Regions from separate parts of the Homo sapiens genome. Here region 2 is linked to region 1. Evidence: chromatin contacts called from ENCODE Hi-C data. All regions are on one chromosome and are shown on one strand. Each heading gives the region's core, a stretch centred on a gene start or an enhancer-like site at or near the end of the contact. The rest is flanking DNA. Distances are from core to core; before and after follow the strand shown. Region 1 overlaps LOC124906267 (a long non-coding RNA gene). Region 2 has its middle 23 kb from the start of ZNF80.

Evidence for each region. A loop is a pair of places that touch in the nucleus more often than their neighbours do. Pooled maps may share reads with other maps.
Region 2: a loop to region 1 is called in a map of CD8-positive, alpha-beta T cell, with 12 times the contacts of the local background. The contact joins two enhancer-like sites. A Hi-C loop is called at or near these places in 2 of 168 maps with a recorded cell type or tissue (CD8-positive, alpha-beta T cell and natural killer cell) and 5 of 50 pooled maps.

What each region holds. Positions count from the first base shown.
Region 1 is chr3:109,803,902-109,809,990 of GRCh38, reverse strand. The region is part of intron 2 of LOC124906267 (a long non-coding RNA gene); the gene reads right to left. Among named protein-coding and RNA genes, the nearest start is that of MIR4445, 200 kb to the right of the region's middle. RefSeq lists an enhancer at 1,991-3,190. Within about 2 kb of position 2,895, at least 5 of the 41 ENCODE cell types and tissues checked have a DNase peak (open chromatin) inside an H3K27ac peak, as active enhancers do; they include CD8-positive, alpha-beta T cell and natural killer cell, where a contact is called at or near this core.
Region 2 is chr3:114,211,678-114,217,766 of GRCh38, reverse strand. No RefSeq gene overlaps it. Among named protein-coding and RNA genes, the nearest start is that of ZNF80, 23 kb to the left of the region's middle. RefSeq lists an enhancer at 3,358-4,031. Within about 2 kb of position 3,451, at least 12 of the 41 ENCODE cell types and tissues checked have a DNase peak (open chromatin) inside an H3K27ac peak, as active enhancers do; they include CD8-positive, alpha-beta T cell and natural killer cell, where a contact is called at or near this core.

The DNA.
Region 1 (6,089 bases), core at 1,646-4,145:
TTTTATCTCACCTCTAATTCCTAGCCAGCCAATTTTAGCATTACTAATGGCTACTGTGATGATTAATATTGAGTGTAAACTTCATTGGATTGAAGGATGCAAAGTGTCGTTGTGGGTATATCTATGAGGGTGTTGCTGAAGGAAATTAACATTTGAGTCAGTGGACTGGGAAAGGAGACCCATCCTCAATCCTGGTGGGCACAATCTATCTAATCAGCTGCCACTGCGGCCAGAATAAAAGCAGGCAGAAGAATGTAAAAATAAATAAATAAATAAATAAATAAATAAATAAATAAATAAAGCCTAGACTGGCTTATCCTCCCAGCCTATGTCTTTATCCTGTGATGGATGCTTCTTGCCCTCGAACATTGGACCTCAAGTTCTTCAGCTTTGGGACTTGGACTGGCTTCCTTGCTCCTCAGCTTCCAGATGGCCTATTGTGGGACCTCACCTTGTCATCCTGTGAGTCAACACTCCTTAATAAACTCCCCTTTATATATACATGTATTCTATTAGTTCTGTCCTTCTAGAGAACCCTGACTAATACAGCTACCCATGTTAAATGATAGGACAGAACCTTCAGGAATCAAGAACAAAATGAGAAAGGTCATAGTGAGCAAAAATCCCTTCTCTGATCCAACTGGAGGATCAATTATGCCATACCTTCCATGCTTAGTAATTACTGTATTACTTTTATTGGGATACAGTGCAGCCTAGTGTTTACAAATGTTACAGAAATCTTATGCCTCAGCTTTCTGATTAATAAAATGTGAACAATATATCTCTTATGTTAGACTATTGCAGGGATTAAATGAGTTATCACCTAAAATGTTTTTTAAAAGTGCCTAATACCTATTTGCTATTATTATTTATATTATTAGTAACAATAATTTGTAACATCATAATAGAGAAAACTTGAACACAATCTCAAACTCAGTTGGGCAAAATATAATTGTTATGGAATAAATTGTGTCCCGCAAAATTTATATGCTAAAGTTCTAAACTACAGTACCTGAGAGTGTGACAGTATATAGAGATAGGGTCTTTAAAAAGGTAATTTAGGAAAAATTAGGTCATAGGGGGAGCCCTAATCCAATATGAGTGGTGTACTTATTAAAACATGGAGATTAGGACACATACACACACACACAAAGACCATGCACACACAGTAAACACACAGGGAGAAGACAAGACAAGAAAGGCCTCAGGAGAAATCATCCTACTGACAACTTGACTTGGACTTCTAGCCACCATATTTTTGAGAAAATAAATATCTGTTGTTTAACCCATAGGGTCCACATACTTTGTTACAACAGCTCTAACAAACTAATATAATAATGCATTTCTTTATTTTCTATAAATGTACTTAATACTTACTTCTTGTCCACTTCTTGCCAAGATAGTCAAATATCTATCTCAGCAATTCTTGAGGACCCTCTACTACCAGGGTAATGAAGTATGTGAAGGTCTTAGTAGCACAATGACATAGGGTGGCTCCTGGGTCATTGGCCATCTGTCCAATGTTTACTACCTAGACACTGGAGTCTGTTCCACAGGGTCCCTCCAAATCCAGCCTTCTTCCTGACCGATGCTTCTGTGCACCACACTGAGGATGGAGCAAACTTTGGCGAGCCTGAAACCCACCAACATTCCTCCTGAAGTCTTGCTTCCTCCACACAGCACTGATAGTTAGCAGGGTCCTGCTGTGGCCTTTGAGGAATCCCTACAGTGGTTCTGTGTCCTTGCACTCCTATCTGGAGATATCACAGATCTCCAGATCTAGGAGTAAGGAAACTGGGTGTAAGGAAACTCTTCACTGTGAGTAAAAGTAATCCCTTTTCTTTTATTTCATGTAGGAGGCATTCTCTCTCTCCTCTCTTTCAAGGGCGTCTAGCACAACTTTATCAAAAAGTATAGACTTAGAAAATGAAAACCTAGGTTGGAAGTAAAACTTCAGTTTTTTCAAACTCAAAACATCCTTGAGACCAAGAAGCACAGAGTCTGGCTACCTACTGAATGAAGGATATATGAATGAATGATAGAGACATATCAATTGATATCATTAAAGATACCCTGAAGTGTTACCAGTAGTTTTTTACACAGATCCTTAAAGCCATAAATGCCGTGAATTTTTTTTTTTGACAGTCTATCTCTGTTGCACAGGCTGGAGTGCAGTGGCGTGATCTTGACTCACTGCAACCTCCACCTCCTGGGTTCAAACGATTCTCCTGCCTCAGCCTCCTGAGTATCTGGGACTACAGGCGCCCGCCACCACACCCAGCTAATTTTTTTTGGTATTTTTAATTGAGACGGGGTTTCGCCATATTGTCCAGGCTGGTCTCGAATTCCTGACCTTGTGATCCGCCCACCTCAGCCTCCCAAAGTGCTGAGATTACAGGCATGAGCCACAGCGCCTGGCCTATTTTTATTTTTTTACGTGTTTTCTTCCTCTCTCTTTCTCTTGTCAGCTTATTAACATGCTTATTCATTTGTAAAAGGTGACAGCATACCCAAGCAGAAAAGGCGAGATGTTTCTACCAGCCTGGCTCCTCTTCTCTGGCCTCTATTCTTTTGGCCTAAGAGATAGACAATACATCAAGCAAGGTCCTTATTTGCAAGCAAAATAAGAAATCAATCATGACTGAATAAATGGGAGGATAAAAAAGAGTTTATTTTAAAAACTAATAGGTAGCTCTCTGAATCACCAGGAGAGCGGAACCATCTTGCTCAGAACAATGAATCTTGAACAATGCCCCAATTGAGGCTGCAAAACTGGGCTGATGAGGAAACTACTTCTGCCCCCACAAAACTAGAACACTGAGTGTCCTAGATAATGTTGTCACTGATCTATCAGGAACACAATTGTGCTGTAACCACTTCCTTTATCAGAGAATGAGTCACTTCCCGTGTTTTTTGGTGTCACTAACTTCCTACTCAAAAACTGGTATGAGTGCATCCAATATAGAGAGCCCGAAGTATTTGCCCAAACCCTTGCTTCAAATCAGGCTGAGAACGTATCTGGTATTTTTAGTTTTTATAGTTTATATAGTTAATGTTTCTAAAGTTTAAAGTTTGCTCTTTCTCCCACCAAGATTAATCTCACGTAGAAAGGGGATGCAAATGCTAGGCAGACAAAAAGACTGAAAAAAAAAAAATCTCCACAACAGAAAGACTGACACAAAGCTGAAAGAGAAAACAAGACAGGAAGTTAGGGTACAGTTAGAAATGCCTTTGGTTTCAATTAATAAAATATCTGATTAGGTATTTTTAAAAAGTAATTTAAAAAATAGAGGGAGTCTTTTTTGTTTAGTCACAGAATGCAAAATCTGAAAGTAAGAACTTGTTGCTTTCATTAGCTCAGGAGCTCAACAATGTTAAGATTAAGTCAAAAGTTCACTTGTCCTTTTCCTCTTAATTCCAAAATGACTATTTTTGCTTCAAATCAGGTAAAAGAGAGAGAGGATAAGAAGTGTCAACAGACTTCTCTATACATTTCATGGGCGAGAATCACTGGCAACCAGTCCATAAAAAATGTATCACTGAAGCCACAAGCTAGAGAAATATTCTCCTATATGTGAAGTAACACGATCCTACAAGGTTCTTTTAAAGGATACCAATTAAAACTACTTTCTAACAAATTTGTTGCTCTTTTACTGCGAAAAGTATATGCATCCCAACCTTGAATGATAAATTTTATCAGTAAAAATCTTTATATTTTCAAAAATTTAACCATTAATTGTGTATGGACTCATACTCAATAGAAAATATAAATGAATACACATTATGTCACAAAATTAAAATCATGGAAATCAAGAGAGAGTCACCTCGTTTATAACTGCCTTCCCTATTGAAAGATATATCTGCAGAATGGATGCACCACCTCACCCGCTGTTTTATTTTTCTCTACAATCAGATATAGTTCATAGGTCTTGGCAAGAGCAATCCCATTTACTTTAACTGTTATTAGAGTGTTCATGTTTTCATGCCTTTTCATCTGTTTTCTTTGCTTCTGGAACTCTTTGAAGGCTTACTTTAGATGGCCTTGCTTGGTAACATCTAAAATACCATTTCTAAGATCCTGGTGTTCTCCCCAGTCATTTGGATAATTGCCACTATTGATGCTAGTTTGACTCTGGCATTCTGGACATTCCCTTATCCCATCTTCATATTGCTCTTTATTTATATGGTAGCAAACGGAAGTCCATATCATATGTCTCCATATGAATGGGACATCAGAATTAAATAGACATAAAAATGAAAAGATTCCTGGGAAAAATCACTCAGGATGCTCTGGGTTGGAGTCTATCCAGGCTGTGCTATTTATTATTCAGTTGACTTTGAGCATGTAACTTAATCTCTTGAGTCTCAATTTTATTGTATGTACCTTGCTTCACATAAATATTCTTGTGAGAAATCTTGTGAAGATTTGGAATATAGAATCTCTTTGAAGTCTATAACATTGTATAAAAAGAAAAGCTAACAAAGACTATATATTATTGTCTGATGTACTCTTTCATCCTCCTGAAAAGCATTCAGCAAATTCTGCTTATCCTTACATCCCACATTTCCTGCTCCACTCTCCGCTTCAGGCTAGATCCTACTACCCACTTCCATCTTGACCACAATATTCTTACTCAACATGGGAGATAGAGCAGGTAAACAAAAGAAGCTGGATTTTGTTAGATTCTGCTCAGGACAAACTATAGAGGTCAATCTGGTTTTAATTACTTTATTCTCTTTGTCAGAATTCCAAGTAGGCACTGGTCTCTACATTAGCTGTAAAGGCCAATTATTTATTTCACAATATTGAAGTCTCTGGCCCAGATGGTTGATTTCTCTAATCTATCCAGTCCTATCTGAGTCTTAGCTCCTGATCTGGGCCTTTGCTGCAGATTCTACATCCACCCTATGGGTTAACTATGTTGAATATCAGGATTCTTGATACTTGGCTTTAGCCTAGCAATTTATTTCATTGTGCCTCCTATTTTCTTGAGAAAGTGAGAGTAAAGTGTTTAAAATGAGTCATTAAGCTACCTGTGGTTCAATTAGACCACTGCTTTCACACCTTTATGACTAATGTTTCATGAAGCTGAAACTAATTGACATGATTTCTATAAAGGCAGGGAAGCCCATAAGCCAGGCCTGACCATACACACCCACTTACTTTTGAAGGATTTCTTCTGGCATTAATCCAAAAGGTGCTCAAAACCTAAAGGAAGATATACAGCATTTACTTACACTGTTCTCGTCCATCTTTACTTTTTCACTCCCTCCTTAAGACTTCTTTTTTAGATGATGTCTTTTTTGCCTGTAGGACCCCTACTGACAATTTTAGTTTGTCTTTGATTTTTAAAATTTGTTGATATATGCATGAAGCAAAGTGCCTGTTTTTCTGTTTTTTATATCTCCACAGCTTTTGTCTCTCAGTGTTTATACTTTGGTAAATTTGGACTCTACTTTTTTTCCAAAATGAATAAAGAACATTTTTCTTATAAAGAACATCACTTTTACATGTACTAAAAGTTTTTTAAAAATGTGTCCCAGCTTTTTCTCTTACCCATGAAGGACTCTGTCCATGAAAGCCTTTGTGGTGTTGGGGACACGGGACCAACTGTCCACCAGCAAACATGAGAGCAACTCAGCACATGCATTCTCTGGGGAAGACTTGCTTCCTAAATGACCATTTCTAAAGCTGGCCACTGGCCAAGGGTCCAGAGCCCTGTAGCAAGATGACAAAAGCACCAAAATCTGAAGCTTTTAAAGGAATTATTCGTTTTTGAAATTAGAAAACAGACAAGCTGTCCCCCCTCCAGTAATCTAAAGAATTGCCATTTGTGGGAAGGAAATAAGGTTGTCTATCCTAACACTGGAAAGAAAAAAAAAGTTTCCGATTGAAACATGAGAAATTCTTGTTGGCAGATTTGTCCTAAAAACCTAAAAACTTTGTTTTTACATATCATTCTTTTTTTTTTCTTTGAGACGGAGTCTTGCTCTGTCGCCCAGGCTGGAGTGCAGTGGCACGATCTGGGCTCACTGCAAGCTCCGCCTCCCGGGTTCACGCCATTCTCCTGCCTCAGCCTCCCTAGTAG
Region 2 (6,089 bases), core at 2,202-4,701, 4.4 Mb before region 1:
AATCTATTCACCATGAAGTCACCTTGTAATGTGCTCTCAGGAAACAATAACATCCATTTTCAACTCAGACACTACTCTCTGTGGTAAATAATATCACTAGGTGATTGTACCCTGTAAGTCCCCAGAAATTGTTTCTAATTATTGTCAGAGGCACATCAATTACCAATAGAGCCTCCAGGCAACCCTCCTCATAGCCCTGACTAGAAACATGTTTTACTTCCACTTCTTCTGTCAAGTCTCTCAGCTCCCTACATATTTAATTGTTCTGTCTTGGCTGTGGGCCTGTTTTCCTTACCCTCCTCTCTGAACTGTGCCTCTCATGGCTAAGTCAGCATCTGTGCTCACCCTCCTTGAGAAGCTCCTCAGTACCTGCCAAAAGCTCATTCTGTCCCTTCAGAAATACTGGGGCTCTGGTGACCTAGATAGCTGATAAAACTGCTTCAATTAAAAATCTATCCATACTCACTCTGCACCAGGTACTGTGATAAATGCATTTCAGACATTGCCTCATTGAATCCTCAGAACAACCCTGTGAGAGAGGTACAATTATTATCTCCATTTTGCATTTGGGATAACTGAGGCATACAGAGGTTAAATAATTTTCTGAGTCACATAATTAACAAATGGAGTCTCTGCAACCATTCAAACGTCTTCTCCTCATTCCTTTAGAGCCCTAGGTTGGAGGGTAAGTTGAGTGTCTTCCTTTCTGTTCATCACCACTTCTAAGCCATTGTCCTCCCTGGGTCCTTAGTGCAGTCATCTCCTGACCTCGCTTTCCTCTGACCCATTGCTTGAAGATGTCAGTTTGGTTGAACCCCTTCCAAAGCTACTTATATTGTAATTCTTGGTGCTTTCAACATCCTTTTAGACTTCACAGAGCTGGGCTCCAGCAGGGCATTACTCACATAAAAAACAACAAGAAAACTGCCCCCAGAGATGTACCGGACCTGCAGGGAGATGCTCCTCCCAGAGTGCTGGCCCCCCAACTATCTCACCTCCTCTCTCCCAGTGATTCTGGTTCTACTCTACCTTTGCTAGCAACACAAGTTCATGCCCCTGCCTAGTCATCATCAACAACTACAACTGCAGCTGCACCATGTTTCACCCTCTCCCTCTCGGACCTCCGCCTCCTCTTACCAGCTCACCTTCTCTAGTCTGCCAACTCCAACAATTCGTGGACCACACAGAGACCTAAAAACCATTGTTCCTGGAACCTTTTTATTGTCTTTCACTCCCTTCATTCCCTACTTCTCTTCCCACCTAGTTTAGATTTCATGGACCATGATGTGTTACTCACTGCACACTCCTTCAACTGCCTCAACCCTCTCTTTCTTTGTCATACTCAGCTGACAAAACTCTTGGCCAGCTCTCCACTTCTCCATGCCTGTACCAAACCAGCCAAATATACCCAAAGAAAACAACCATGCTGACTGGTCTCACTTTAAAGTTATCATCACAAACCACAAGTGAGCCCTTAGTGTAGCGTGGCAGCCTACTCTATTTCCCTAGTCAACTCACTTTTCCAGGACTATTTCACATCTTCCTCTCTCTCTTCAAATCTCCAACACATTCTTTTCCTCCACACTGTCAGCTGATAACTTTGCTTCCTACTTCACTGAGAAAATCGGAGCAATTAGAAAAAGAACTTGCACAAGTTTCTACCCTCACATCTTTCTACACTATGTCCATGCGTTTACCTTCACTCCTGCTGCTCTGGATGAACTGTGTATTTTCTACCTAAAGCCAACCCCTCCACTTTGCACCAGATCCCAACCCCTCACGCCACCCAAGGACATTGCTTTAGCATCATCTATTTTCCTTCTCTACTGAATCAGAACTAGAATAATGTGAGAATAATTAATAACATGGATCAGAATAACGTGATGCTATTTCTCCAATCAAAACCACAAACAACAACAGCAACAAGAAATTTCCCTGGGATTCCACTCCTAAGTCAAACGACTCCATTTCTTTCCCCCTTGCAGCAAACTTCTTAAAATGGTTGTTCTTACTCTCTCTCTCATTCTTCTTGTCTTCTGTTGAAGACATCTCAAGTAGGCTTTTGTTCCCTCCACAGCATCTCTATAATATTCTATCTGAAATATTATACATTTACTTGTTTATTTATTTGCATTTCTACACCTTCACTAGAACCAAAATTACAGGAAAATGTGGAATGGCTCTTTCCTCAGCATCTAGAATAATGTCAAGTTCACAGTGGGCACTCCCTTAAATACATTTTGAGTGGAGGAATGAGTTTGGGATTTGAACCCATGCAGTGTGGCTCCAGTGTCATTAAGTCAGAATGGTGGAAGAGGGGCATCCTTCTCACCAGGGACTCCAAGAACTATTTGAGAATTGGTAAGGTTGGAAGTCTCCCCTAGTAAGGGCAGAGCCAAAAAAAACAAAAGCTGTTTATTATAACCCTATCTTGCCCCATCTCTGATAGGCTGAGAAACCCACGTTACACATCTGTGTTAATGTGAGAGCTGCAAAACACCCCTGTATCCTGAGAAGATGTGGTTTAACTTGACGTGTAACGGCATCCGCAGATACTATAGGGTACTTATGAGTCTTGTGTTGGTTTGCTGGTTTTTTTTTTAACTCACTAAATTCTATTTTAACAACCATGTGCTCACCCCACCTCCTGACCTAAGGTATTTTCCTTATCTGAGCACACCTGTGCTTGTTCCTAGGTAAATCTGGGCCAATGCAGAGTACTGTCTGCACTGCTTAGTTGGTAAATGTGTCTGTAGCATGACTATCATCACAACTGCCATCTGAGCAGCAGAGCCAGATGGAATCAGACCACTCATTGGTCTACTGAGGTAAGGATGGGCTTTTTAGCTCTGCTCTCTCTTAGAAACAAAAACAAACAAATCAAAAGACTAACTTTTTTTTTTTTTGCATTCACCTAGACTATTATGCCAGAACTTGCGTAAGAAAAACACTTCTTTCCGACCCCTGTAGTGATCAACTGATGCCTTCAAGCAGGAAACCTGATTGCCCTCATCTCAGGCTGAGTCTGTTTTATCAATCACAAAGTGACTCAACCCTTTTTTAAAAGCCAGCTGTGACCATTGACTCTGTGACCTCCTGTGGTGGTGAATTCAGTTTAAAAAATAATAATGTTAAAATAACAAAGCTTATTGAAGCTATTATGCTTCAATGCTCCACCCTTTGGGGGCTAAAGGAAATAAAGCAAGTTGGCCAGACCTGAGGAGTTGATGATACACATTTTCCTCCCCCAGAAGCATCTTGTAACTTGTCCCACACCAGCAGTGACTTCCCAGTATGGCGTTTCTCCCCGCTGCTCCCATCAGCAAGAGCGTGCTGACACATGGGCTGATGAGCAGTGCCGAGACTTATGGAGTGTGTCCTTCCTGCTTCGAACCTCACAGCCTGTCATCCTCTGTTGTCACACGCTCTTGCTCATTCGCTCGCTGCTCACACTAATCTAGAAGATGATCAAAGAAAAACTCCACTGACTCACCCCTGCCTGGACCAGCGCAGGGATTGGTCAAGCGTGCGCATTAAATATTACCAGATTCTAATCTATTATTTTCACCCGCTTGCTTGCTCTCTCACTCGTACTCTCTCACTTCCTCTCTCTCATTTTTTTTCAAAAAATAAATAAATGAATTCTGGGTTGGCTGAAGATTTCAGCAATGTGAGTGCTGTGCAGATGGATCCTGCTGAAGCTGGTGCTGGCTCTCTAGGGAGTAGCATGAAATGCTGGTTTTCAAAACCTGAGCAGCGTGTAAATGGCAGCTAAAAAGGAAATGCAGATTGGTGCTGAGTGTTAATTGTCTCTTCCTCTCTTCTTCACACACTTCAGAGACTGTGTGGTGGCAGGAGACAGGAAAGCAGGCCTGCCCCCTCGTGGGGTGGGCTTTTTTTTTTTTTTTTTCTCAAGCTGGACTGAGAGAATAACAACACCTAGAGTCCAAGTCAAAACATGGAATGGGTTTTTTTTTTCTTTCAAGTTTTCATCTGATGAAAGTCCGGGAGGTGGCACCGAGCTTGTAATGAAAGTAAGAGTCTGCTGAGAATGAGTCGATGAGGTGTGACACAGAAAGGGGAAGCAGGATGTCTTTGTTTTGAAATGACAGGCGATAAGCTATGGGGGTGCCTGGTGAGATTTTAGTCCATAACTAGGTAGCAACTTGTCAAATGCAGGCCCCTTAAATGCATCACAAGAATTCTCACTTGAGATGATTTCAATTCTAGCTCTGCGTGTGTGAGTGTGTGAGTGTATGCATGCACGCATAGCAAAACATAATTGAATGCCAAAAAACATTGTCATGTCCTGTTAAGGGTACAATTGTAATCACACTGGAACGAGAGCTCTAATTTCCTCCATTGCTTTCCTCGCTTAGGCAGTGACAAGGTCAGGTTTATGACCACAGCCCAGGCTCAGAGCCATTTATTTTCATCCCTGAAGACTCATGTTAGCCTTCTCCCAAGATGTTAATCAAGCAGAATCTTGATTGACTGTCTTTTCTTTTTACGTTTTTGTCTAGATGAAGTGGGGTCATTTGAATTTGTGCAGTTTTGAATAAGATGGGGGCAATAGAGAAGCAACTGGGAAAATTGACTAGCCTTTGGCAAGGAGAACAGAAGAATCTGGAATCCTTTTTTAAAATCATGAAATTCCTGTGCCCCACCTGAGTCACTGTAACCTGTACCTGCTGATGCCTCATTTCTCCATGCATTTATGAAAAGGCTGTGACTCCCTGCTGTTGTCGTGTGGTGCCAACATCATTCCAGCTTGCCAGTTGGAGACAAAAGATAAGCAACCACAAATGAAAACACATTATTGTCTGGATCCATTCTCACCTTCATGGCCAGGAATGTGAAGGTGAGCTGGTCCCCGCCCCTGCACTTCACTGGCAAGACCAAGGAGAGTGCAGTGGACGCTCTCCAAAAACATTGCTTCCTACTACTGCTGCTTGTAATGGAAGTAAGAGTCTGCTGAGAATGCTCATCTCAGGCTGAGCCATGTGTTTCCCATGGCAGCCTCTCTTGGCCCCTGTTCCTAACCAGGACAGAAAGAGATCTCAGCCTGGGATGGGCTGGATCTTGCTCCTAGCACAAAGTGTACTCACTCAAGCCGTGTGAGAAGAAGACAAGGAATGTCCTTTCAAGAAATTGCCTAGAATGCCAATTGGGGGAGGATGCAAGTAGGCTGGACCATCCTGGCTGGCCCCACCCCATGAAAGACCTTTCCTGACTAGAAATGGGGCTCAGATACGGGGCACAGTACTGGGCAGCCAGGTCTCTTTCCTCAGAACCATCTCCTGACTCTGATTCGTCACTTGCCCAGCCACCTTCTATCGATAGTCCAATTCCTCAAATCTAATTCCTTCCACAAAGGGCAGTGGCCCCCACATGCACGTCATCTCCACAGAGTTACCATAGAGTAACTACAAATAAAAGGGAGTAGTGGCGATTGCTATTGAAGAAGATGTTGGCTAATGGGCTCTAAAGCATGACTCAGTCTTCCCAAGCCTGTGTGCAGGGGAGGGTCTCTCTCCCAAGGGGAGCCCCCAGAATAGATGTTTACGGGATTATACCTGCTCTTCACAGAGGTAGATTGGGATGGAGCTGACATCTTTTTTATGTCAACATTAACTTGATTCCATTGGTATGCTATGTGCAAGTGAACAAGAACCTCAGGCAAGGTCTCGAAGCTGCTTAAATGACACTCACTACCTGTTAGAATGCATAAGGGCGCTGTTGTCACAGAGACTCTGCCTCTGTTCAGTGACAGCTGGCAGACCCATCCAACTGGCTCACATGTAGACTGGCTCCAGCCTGACCATGGCAACCAAAAGGAATGACAAAGTCGCTGCTGTTCGCTTGGCCCTTACTGCAGGTGACCGAAACAGAAATTTCTTAAATAAGTTCTCCAAATATATGGGACAGAAATCAGAACAGAGGTTGCTAGCAGAACAGAGAGGGAGGGGTAGTTGATTGACAAGGGATATGAAGTGATGGAAATGTTTCCAGAGTGATGGAAATGTTCTACATCTTGATCAGATGTAGGTTATATGCATGTCTGCATTTATCAAAACTGATTAGCCTGT